Regions from separate parts of the Homo sapiens genome. Here region 1 is linked to region 2. The links are chromatin loops, found by intact Hi-C in ENCODE. Cell type or tissue: endothelial cell of umbilical vein. All regions are shown on one strand. Each heading gives the region's core, and the rest is flanking DNA. Links, peaks and the distances in the headings are about the cores only.

Region 1 (5,378 bases), core at 54-5,053, 190 kb before region 2:
TTTAATCTCAGTTTTTTCCTAAGCAAACCAAAACTTGATAATAATGGCATAGGAATTGTTTCAATAAACAATAAAATCTGTTAGGCCAGTTACCAAAAGGCAAAAGTAAAGACCTTCTGCACTGCACAGAAATTTTTGTTTTGTTTTGTTTTGTTTACGAGACAGAGTTTCGTTCTTGTTGCCCAGGCTGGAGTGCAATGGCACGATCTCGGCTCACCACAACCTCCACCTCCCAGGTTCAAGCAATTCTCCTGCCTCAGCCTCCCGAGGAGCTGGGATTACAGGCATGCGCCACCACGCCCAGCTAATCTTGTATTTTTAGTAGAGATGGGGTTTCTCCATGTTGGTCAGGCTGGTCTTGAACTCCTGTTCTCAGGTGATCCACCTGCCTCAGCCTCCCAAAGTCCTGGGATTAGAGGTGTGAGCCACCATGACTGGCCCATAACCTTTAAATAAGCTTTGAATTAGACAAAATTGTTCGCCTTTTTTAGAATGACACTTTTTTAGAAAGAATTTTTTCCTACAATATATTTCTATTGGAAAATATTCAAATAATGAAATATCTATTATTTAATTTAATATAACTTTAGATTCCAAATTATGACATTTGTCTACAAGTATTTATTCCATCACATTCACCTAATTATCTTTTTTTTTTTTTTTTTTGAGACAGAGTCTCGCTCTGTCATCCAGGCTGGAGCGCAGTGGCGTGATCTCGGTTCACTGCAACCTCTGCCTCCCAGGTTCAAGTGATTCTCCTGCCTCAGCCTCCTGAGTAGCTGGGATTACAGGCACGTGCCACCACACCCAGCTAATTTTTTGTATTTTTAGTAGAGACAGGGTTTCACCATGTTTTCCAGGATGGTCTCGATCTCGTGACCTCGTGATCCGCCTGCCTCGGCCTCCCAAAGTTCTGGTATTACAGACGGGAGCCACCGTGTCTAGCCTAATTATCTTATTTTAATCATTTACCTAGACTATGAAAACTGCGATAGTCATCATTTAAAGATATGAAACTCACCATTGCAAAATTATAACTGAAACAGTGAAAAACATGTGACCTAGCCAACTCCATCTTGCTTCTAACCTCCAAGTGTCCTTGTTCATTCCTAGACATGGGCCAAACTAACTTTGGGAGGAATTTAGTTTCTACTTTAGTTTTTAAACAAGATGATAACAGTCCTTTCCCAAAACAAACCTTACTGCCTATGGACTAAACTGCCTAAAGCCACACGATTAGAAGTTATAGTAATTTAACTGAATAATTCAAGATATAGCTATTTTCCTTAAACCAGTATCAATGTCTTATTTATTAAAAATTACACAAGCAAAGATCATTCTGTTTTGGGCTGGGTTTATAGTTTTCTAACCCTTATGACAAATTTTGACATCTTATAGTATTTGGCAGGGATAAGTATAAAATTGCTTGATCAATAAATGCAAACAAAAATATATGCTGGCAGTTCTTAAGACATTTCTAATATTACTTTACCAATAATTTTAAAGCCAACTTATTTATTAAAGTTATATAACCTTGAAAAAGCTTTTGACTAGTATTTTCTTTTTTCCTGATAAAGTATTTGATTCAAGTGCTTTTTTAAGTCAATTAGAGCTCTTATATATATGTATATATATGTAGTAAAACATTGTGTACACAACACATAAATACATAGATGTATTAGGCATGACAATAGAAGTACATCTTATAGATTCATAAGAACCTTTTTTCTTATCTTAGACTTTCAAATTCTCAATAATCTGTTTGCTACCATAGGCAGTTGTCAGCTAAATAGCCCTAAATCTGCATATTGAAGGAAAACAACTTGTAGATAAAAACTCAGATAGCAAAATTTACATCTTAAAGTACTGAGAGAAAAAGTCTAATGGTGCTAGAGAGAAATTAAAGATGGATACCAAATCAAACATAAAATTATAGAAATCTATCATAAGATTGTATGAGGAGACCAATTTTATTTAGCTAGGAACTTCCTCTCTTTTTTTTTTTTTTTTTTTTTTTGAGAGGGAGTCTCGATCCATCACCCAGGCTGGAGTGCAGTGGTGCAGTCTTGGCTCACTGCTAGCTCCGCCTCCTGGGATCATGCCATTCTCCTGCCTCAGCCTTCCGAGTAGCTGGAACTACTGGCGCCCGCCACCACGTCCAGCTAATTTTTTGTATTTTTTAGTAGGGACAGGATTTCACGGTGTTAGCCAGGATGGTCTCAATTTCCTGACCTCATGATCTACCCGCCTAGGCCTTCCAAAGTGCTGGGATTACAGGCGTGAGCCACCGCACCCTGCCGGAACTACCTCTCTTTTAACTGGATCTCTGAGCTCTGGGCAGAGCCCATACTGAATCCTGGGTCTCCAAAAATGGAGAATTATTATGAAGCTAGACCATGTGATGCTTTTACAGTGCACTTAAAAAAATTTTTTTTAAACAAAGGCATTTCTAACTGTCTAAACTACACTCTTCCTTAAAAACCCAAGAGTAGCCTCTGTTGCAATAACTATTTTAGTCAATAAATCAGGTAACACAACACAAAAGGAAGCAATTTAAGAGCTGAGATGAATTTGTCTGCTTACACTCTCAGGGTTCCATAAGGAAAAACAGGTCTCTCCCCAAAGGGAGTCTGGCACCTTCTCCATCTTCTTTAAGAAACCCTAGGCTATTATAAACTATTTTAAGTCCCTCATGCAGCAGAGGGCGCAAGAGAAAGGAGAGACAGCACCAGTAAATTTAGAAAACAGAATTCAGTCAACTGAAAAGAAGAAAACTTTCGCTCAAGAAAAGAACGAGGTCCTGGGAGAAAAAAAAAAAACAACACTTGAAGGCCTTTTAAATACAAACACACACACATGCATGCACATACACACACAACTTGGATGTTATCTTTTAATTAAACTGACTTTTAACCACTGAACTCCTTTTAAAAAATCCTTTTAAGGCCAGGCGCAATGGCTCATGCCTGTAATCCCAGCACTTTGGGAGGCTGAGGTGGGCAGATTACCTGAGGTCAGGAATTCATGACCAGCCTGGCCAACATGGTGAAACCCCGTCTCTACTAAAAATACAAAAAATTAGCCGGACGTGGTGGCATGTACCTGTAATTGCAGCTACTCAGGAGGCTGAGGCAGGAGAATTGCTTGAACCCAGGAGACAGAGGTTGTAGTGAGCCAACATCACGCCATTGCACTCCAGCTTGGGCTAGAAGCGCAAAACTCTGTCTCGAAAAAAAAAAATCCTTTTAAATCTCATTACCATATTTCAGCTAGAACAAATTGCTGCTATTTCAGAAGTACCAAATATCAAACCAGAAAGGGCTTAATTTAGGAAACAAAACCAGGCTGTCATAGTAGGAAAAAAGAAGGCAGAACCCTTAGCTATGGGACTGCACTGTGGGGTGACAGCCATTGCTATTTCAGTTTGGCCCGCCTAGATAAAAGGTGACCTTGTTATGTAAATAAAGCCCCTTAAATAGTCAAAATAAAAAAATCTTTCCCTCCCCTCCTCCCCACCACCACCACCTTTTGCTGGTCATTTTTCTCCCAACACCACACCACCTCTTTTTGTGTGTGGAAATTTAGCCACTTCAGAGGCCTTGTTCCCCATAATTTGGAACTTGCCTTCAGACATGATCAAGTCAGATAGAGTTGATCTAACCCAAATGGGAAAAAGAGCAAAACAACAACAAAAACAGAAACAAACTAATAACAATAAAAACAACATCATCTGTTTTAAGCAAAACAAATGATGGCAAAACTTGTACGATTACTGAGCACTCTAGTGGTAAGGAGAAATTAAGACCAGCTGGTTATTAATCTTAACTTTGACCAAGACAAACCCTAATTCAGTTACTTATGAAGGGATGGGTCTCAGGCTGAAGACTACTCTCTACCATCCTAGAAACTGGAAAAATCTCGAATTCATCTTCCCTACTGGAAGTGAGCTCAAACTCCATAAATGAGTTACCTGCCTTCCATCACCATGAAAGCAATAAAAACTTGCCTTCCTTGTGTAAAACTCCAAAAACAAAACAAAACAAAACAAAACAAAAAACAGAAGTTGTACAGCAAAATAAACTTTAGATCTTGACCAAATTTGGGGAGATCAGGGATTCTCCGGAGGGGGTACTTCTAGGCCTCAGTAAATTGTCTTATTGGTTTGAGCCACAAAGATAGCTCAAGCAGATACCAAGCACTGATAGGAGATTTGTCAAAGGTCTGGGGCACCTCCACTCAGAATCCCTTAATGGTTACCAAAACGTGAACCCTGAAAATCTGAGATAGGTCTCAGTTAACTTAGACAGATTATTTTGCCAAGATTGAGGACACATGCCTATGACACAGCCTCCAGAGGTCCTGATGGCATGTACCCAAGGTGGTCTGAGCACAGTTTGGTTTTATACATTTTAGGGAGACATGACACATCAGTCAACATATGTAAGATGAACAATGATTTTGTCTGGAAAAGGCAGGACAACTTGAAGCAAAGGCAAGACAACTTGAAGTTAGGAGGGGGATTCCAGGTCACAGTGATACAGACTGTAGGCAGGGAAATGCTAGGTAGAAAAGTGCAGGGTCCCTGGTGAGGGCTCCACCCTCAAGCCTGGAACTGCTTTCTAAAGTGAGAACATGCACTCCTGTTTTTCCACCCAAATGTTGCCTTTTCCAAACCCACCCTGGCCCACCCTGCCCCCCATTCTGTATCCATTAAAACCCCAGACTCTATTGGCAAAGGATCAGAGCAGTGTGGCAGAGAAGGAGAGAAGCAGCAGCTTGACATTGGTGAGAAGCAACTTGACTTCAGAGTTATGGCTCAACAGCGAAACCTCGGAGAAGAGTTCGGCCGGCCAGGGCTGGCCGAACTCCAGGGTAAGACCACCTTCCCAATCCATCCCCTTGCTACCTCCCCATCCCACTGAAAGCCACTTTCATCAGCAGTGAAATCCTCCACATTTGTTATCTTCAATTTGTTCGTGCAACCTGATTCCTCCTGGTCACTAGACAAAGACCCAGGTATGGGTTCAAGAAGCTGTCACACTGACCCTCCACTGAGTTATCTAATAGTTAAGCCATTCATGGATGGCAAAGCTAAAACAGCACACTGTAACACATGCCCTCTGAGGCCCCAGGGGTCACAGGCTACCCCTAGACACTGCTATGGGCCCATATGGAGTTCTGTTCCTGCTGGCTACCCAGAAGTGTTCATCCTGGTCTCTGCACTCACTCACCTGCATGCTTTCCCTCCCATGAGGGGTTGAAAGCTGTGGGCTGAGCAAACAAGTCACTCGCTTCACAAGTCCCGTGAAGGGGTCAAGGGAACTATCTCCTTTCATCTGGGGGCTCATCCAGGATCCATCAGAAGGATGAGTACAAAT
Region 2 (5,378 bases), core at 219-5,218:
AAAAACAAACAAAAAATACTTGCTATATGATGACACTGTTTTCTTGATATAGTCAGAGTTTGAAAATATTTCAAGTTGGGGACTTCTTTGATTAAAATGTAAAGTTGATAAATGAATTTAGTTACAGTGCTTTAGTTTTACTAGTATTCAATGTTGTGTGATATTGATGAGTTAAGTCAAACCCTGACAAGCGGTTCCCTTAGGTACTTCAGTGAGTACTTCTAGCATTAATGCTTAATGGCCTCAGAAATCCTCTGGGTCTGTCGTCCTCAGCAGATCTGAAACTGTTCCCTAAGGAGCAAGTGGGAACTTGTGGAGCATTTTTAGTTTATCTCGATGGTTTCAGGAAAGGGGTACCATAGGCACTAAATGGCCTGAGGCCAGAGATGCTGAATGTCATGAAGTATGCATCCACAGGACTTTGATGCTGGTTAAAAACGTAAGAAAGAAAAACACCTTTGTATAATGATGAACATAGAACCTAACTGTGTTTAGGTTGACATCATCAGGTTTAGGTTGATATCTGTTTCAGATATCATCGGCTGGGCGCAGTGGCTCACACATGTAATCCCAGCACTTTGGGAGGCCAAGGTCGGTGGATCACTTGAGTCCAGGAGTTCGAGACCAGCCTGGCCACATGTTGAAACCCCATTTCTACTAAAAATATGAAAATTTGCTAGGTGTGGTGGCATGTGCCTGCAGTCCCAGCTACTTGGGAGGCTAAGGTGGAAGGATTGTTTGAATCCAGGAGGCAGAGGTTGCAGTGAGCCAAGATCATACCACTGCCTGGGCACTCAAGCCTGGGCAACAGAACAAGATGTTGTCTCAAAATAAAAATAAAAAAGATACCATCATGAAGTACTTTTCAACAGTTTCAATAAGCACTAAGTTTTCTGGGAATGCCATGAAATTATAAATTGAGTGAAGGATGAAATTTGCTTGGACTTTATGCTTTATTTTCATAGGTGGTACTAACATTACCACCTATGAACATTTTGCCCTTAATTGTTCCTTTATATTCTATTTAGAAACTCAAATCCTTTAAGACAATGGTTAGAATATATTAAAAAGGGGTGTTTTTTGTTGTTTTTTTGTTTTGTTTTGTTTTTTAGATGGAGTTTCATTCTTATTGCCCAGGCTGGAGTGCAGTGGCGTGATCTCAGCTCACTCCAACCTCTGCCTCCCGAGTTCAAGCAATGCCTCAGCCTCATGAGTAGCTGGGATTACAGGCGCGCACCACCACGCCTGGCTAATGTTTGTATTTTTTTTTTTTTTTTAGTAGAGAGGGGTCTCACCATGTTAGGCAGGCTGGTCTCGAACTCCTGACCTCAGATGATCTGCCCGCCTAGGCCTCCCAAAGTGCTGGGACCACAGGCGTAAATCACCACGCCTGGCCCAAAGGGTTTTGTTTTTAAATGAGAGATGGTTAGTAAACTAATGTTTTCCTGAGTGACATAGGGCATATACATAGAGATGAGCATATACATAGAGATGAGTATGATGAACATTTGGGGTTATAAATGACTTTCATAACAAGGACCTATGAAGAGTATATAAAGGTGGAGACACTGATTAGCACTTGATAGATTGGGTAAATCAAGTTAGGTGAAATTATCCCAGATTTTTTTAAAGTCCCGGGAGGAAAAGATACGCAAGTGTATTGGGCATTGAACAAATTTTTTAAATAAAGATCTATGTCCATTCAGAATAGTCTGTGGAAAGCATTTATCCTGTTATTTTGTTGTTGCTGTTTCTTTTTTTTTTTTTTGAGATGGAGTCTTACTCTCGCTCAGGCTGGAGTGCAGTGGTGTGATCTCAGCTTACTGCAACCTCTGCCTCCTGGGTTCAAGCGATTGTCCTGCCTCAGCCTCCCGGGTAACTGGGACCACAGGCGCCCACCACCACGCCTGGCTAACTTGTATTTTTTAGTAGAGATGAGGTTTCACCATGTTGGCCAGGCTGATTTTGAACTCCTGACCTCAAGTGATCTGACCGCCTCGGCCTCCCAAAGTGCTGAGATTACAGGCGTGAACCACTGCACCTGGCTGTTGTTGCTGTTTCTATGTGAGACTGATAAAGGACAAAAAGAAGATGGCAAGGGATGGATGGAAAAGGCTGGTTCTTCTCTCAGGGTTCCCAGACCATAGCTGGAGATAACCCAGGGTTGTAGCTCCATCTGCTGGAGAGAAGCAAACCCACTCTTACATAGTCTATAAATGAAAGTGATCTCTCCACAATCACAGTGAGCCAGCCTGTGTTTGCTAAGCACTTGCTGTGCACTGTGTAACACTTTGTCAGGCTTAGGGTAACAGAGGAAAAACATAGACATGTTCCCTGTTCCCACCATGCTTAGCTCTGAGAGGCCTTCTGCTGTCAAGAAGACTTATTTTAGCTGGTGTGCTTTTGCATTCTAGGTTTCCCCCTAGACTTTTCCTTGGGTGACTTTTAAAGCCACGTAACCTCATTCTGAGCTTCCTGTTCCTTATTAGAGGTAAGGAATAACAGTGCCCCTCCTATAGGCCTCAGTTTAGCTAAACTTTATTAAGTATCTAGTGTGTCTGCTAGGCAGAGGCCCAAGGAGCATAAAGATGAGTAGGAATCTAGTCCCTGCCCTCCACAAGGTTAGAAACAGGAGCTCATAAAATGATCCTCGCGGAGTAAATGAGAATGTATAACGGGATCCCTGAGGAGGAGTGCGGGATCCAGGCAGGAGAGTCGACTAGGAAGGTATGGACAGGTTTTCTGAGTTGTTTGAGGATGTGAGCATTAGCGAAGGGAAGCCCTTCCCAGCCGAGGTCAGCGTGAGCAGCAGCATGGAGATGAGGGCCTGTGTGGTATGTGTATGTCCCTCTTAGGCTGTGTAAAGTGAGCGGCAGGAAGTGTCCAGGGATGAGGGTTTGGGGACATAGATGGAGCCAGGTAGGGCCTGGAGCAGTAGCTCACGCTTGTAATCCCAGCACTTCGGGAGGCCAAGATGGGCAGATCATTTGAGGTCAGGAGTTCGACACCAGCCTGGCAACATGGTGAAACCCTGTCTCTACCAAAAATACAAAAATTAGCCGAGCGTGGTGGCACGTGCCTGTTGACCCAGCTACTTGGGAGGCTGAGGCAGGAAAATGACTTGAACGTAGGAAGTGGAGGCTGCAACGAGCTGAGATCACTCCATTGCCCACCAGCCTGGGCAACAGAGCATGACTCCGTCTCAAAAAAAAAAAAAAAAAAAAAGGCGGGGCCAGGCGATATAGGGTTTTGTGTGTTACCTTAAGGGATGCTGACTGTCCTCAGTGCAGTAGAGAATTTAAGCAGGGTAGTGATAGCAGGTTCCTTAGACCGCTTGCTGGCTGTGTCTGTTGGATTTGATTGAAGGGGACCAGGCTGGAGACAGGGACTCCATCTAGGAGGCTGCGGCATGCCTGCTTGGATAACGTCGCCATGCCTGAGAGAGGGCACATTAAGATGAAGAATTGGATTTAGGCATGGTGGGGAGGGGAGTTTATTTTAGGCATCATGAGTTTGAGTTGCCTGTGACGATATCTGTATGGAGACATCAGCAGACAATTTGATGTATGATTGCGAAGTTTAAGAAGGTCCAGCCAGTGCCACTAACAGGGAGGAAGTAGTTGAGCCATGAGATTTGTTGAAGTCATCAGGGAGAATGTGCGCAATGAGAGGAGCAGAAAGCCAAGGTCAGGCTGGGGAGTAGCCATACCTACAGCCAGGCAGAGGCTCTTGCAAAAGAGATGGTGATGGGATGACAAGAGGGATAAAAGTACGGTGGTCTGGAAGCCAAGGGAATAGAAAATTCCCAGGAAAGCATCATTTAAAAATGTCAAATGTAAGATAAGGACTGAAAAATGCCTTCTGGATTTGGCTTTTAAGAGCTGTGACTGTAAGAGGTGTTTCCAGATTGCAGTAGGTTGATGAGTAAATAGGAGTTGAGATAACTTTTAGAAAATGGTGTCTGAGGCCGGGCGTGGTGGCTCATGCCTGTAATCCCAGCACTTTGGGAGGCCGAGGCAGGCGAATCATGAGGTCAGGAGATCGAGACCATCCTGGCTAACACGGTGAAACCCCATCTTACTAAAAATACAAAAAATTAGCCGGGTGTTGTGGAGGGTGCCTGTAGTCCCAGCTACTCCGGGGGCTGAGGCAGGAGAATGGCGTGAACCCAGGAGGCGGAGCTTGCAGTGAGCTGAGATTGCGCCACTGCACTCCAGCCTGGACGACAGAGCGAGACTCCGTCTCAAAACACAAAAAAAAACAAAAAAACAAACAAAAAAAGAAAATGGTGTCTGAAAAGAGAGAGCTGTGATGGTAGCTGGAGAGTGACTCAAGATAGACTCATTTTAACGTAGCAGAAACTGGAGCCTATTTACAAACTCTTCGGGGGAAAGAGCCCAAAAAGAAGGAAAGTGGCTGTCTGGATGTGAGTTTATGGACTGACATCAAACAGACCTTGTTGGGACTGAAGGCCTGAAGAGTAAGCATATAGGTGGGAGGTAGTTGAAAGAGAACTTTCCAGATAAACTGTTTTCTTCATGAATAAGTAATAAAGTAATATCTGCTGAGAGAAGAAAGGGATGAGGTCGATTACGAGAAGACCTTCAAGCATGGTACGTCCTTATGCGAGTGGCGCATGGCTTCAAGAGGAGGGTTGATGGGACCCATCCATGAGTAGAGAAGTTAACAACAATGCCAGTCTGCCCAGGATGTTCTGCTGGGACTCAGAAAAACATCCAGTTTCCTTCCTTTAGATTTTAACTGCAGCATCACGAGCTGCCTTCCTAGAGGGAATTTTGTATTTTGGGGCTGTAGCTCAGAAGACTTCCATTCTCTTTTCCCTCTCCCAAGAGAGATCGCAGCTGCTTCCCGGGGTTTATGTCCATGACATAGGACTGTCCCTGCTGGGAATGGGGGAGGGAACTGCTTCCCACTCGAAAGCAGCCTTTTCACTTCCAGCTTCCATCTGCCTTCCACTCCCACCTCCCAAAATAAAGTAAATAAATCAAAGCCAGAAAAACATTCTGGCTGGAATTTTATTACATTCAGTATTGTGTGAGAGCTCCCAAACTAGCTGGGACCGTTGGATTTCAGAGTACGTGAAGGTGAAGCCTGTGAGGTTCCCCCAGGAGTGCTGGGCAGAACCCTGAGTTTTAGAACTCCCTCTGCCTTTAGCTTGTCTTGGATGTGCTTTTCCACTCTTTCAAGCACTAAACCCTTCCCTGTAAATAGTCACCTGCCAGGGTGCCCTCAGGTTATAGCTTGTCACCAGCTCTAAGAGTGGCTAGTACCCAGTCTCAGTGTTGGATAACAAGCAAAAGTGATGAGTTGTTTTCTTGGGGTTTGTGTGTGTGTGTGTGTGTGTGTGTGTGTGTGTG

What was found. Peaks named below come from ENCODE experiments on the same cell type or tissue, not always from the same donor. Only the 100,000 strongest peaks of a DNase experiment are listed, where the experiment ranks them.
Region 1: a loop joins it to region 2, with 10 times the contacts of the local background. A loop is called at or near these places in 18 of 110 quality-filtered maps.

Annotation. Positions count from the first base shown.
Region 1 is chr2:108,394,351-108,399,728 of GRCh38, forward strand. No RefSeq gene overlaps it. Among named protein-coding and RNA genes, the nearest start is that of SULT1C4, 19 kb to the left of the region's middle. In endothelial cell of umbilical vein, for the core only: no CTCF peak of the experiment used is centred there; a DNase peak (open chromatin) is centred at 2,671.
Region 2 is chr2:108,581,947-108,587,324 of GRCh38, forward strand. The region is part of intron 1 of LIMS1 (LIM zinc finger domain containing 1); the gene reads left to right. Among named protein-coding and RNA genes, the nearest start is that of LIMS1, 50 kb to the left of the region's middle. In endothelial cell of umbilical vein, for the core only: a CTCF peak has its summit at 2,182 (motif pointing left); DNase peaks (open chromatin) are centred at 2,165 and 4,765; H3K27ac peaks cover 1,571 bases.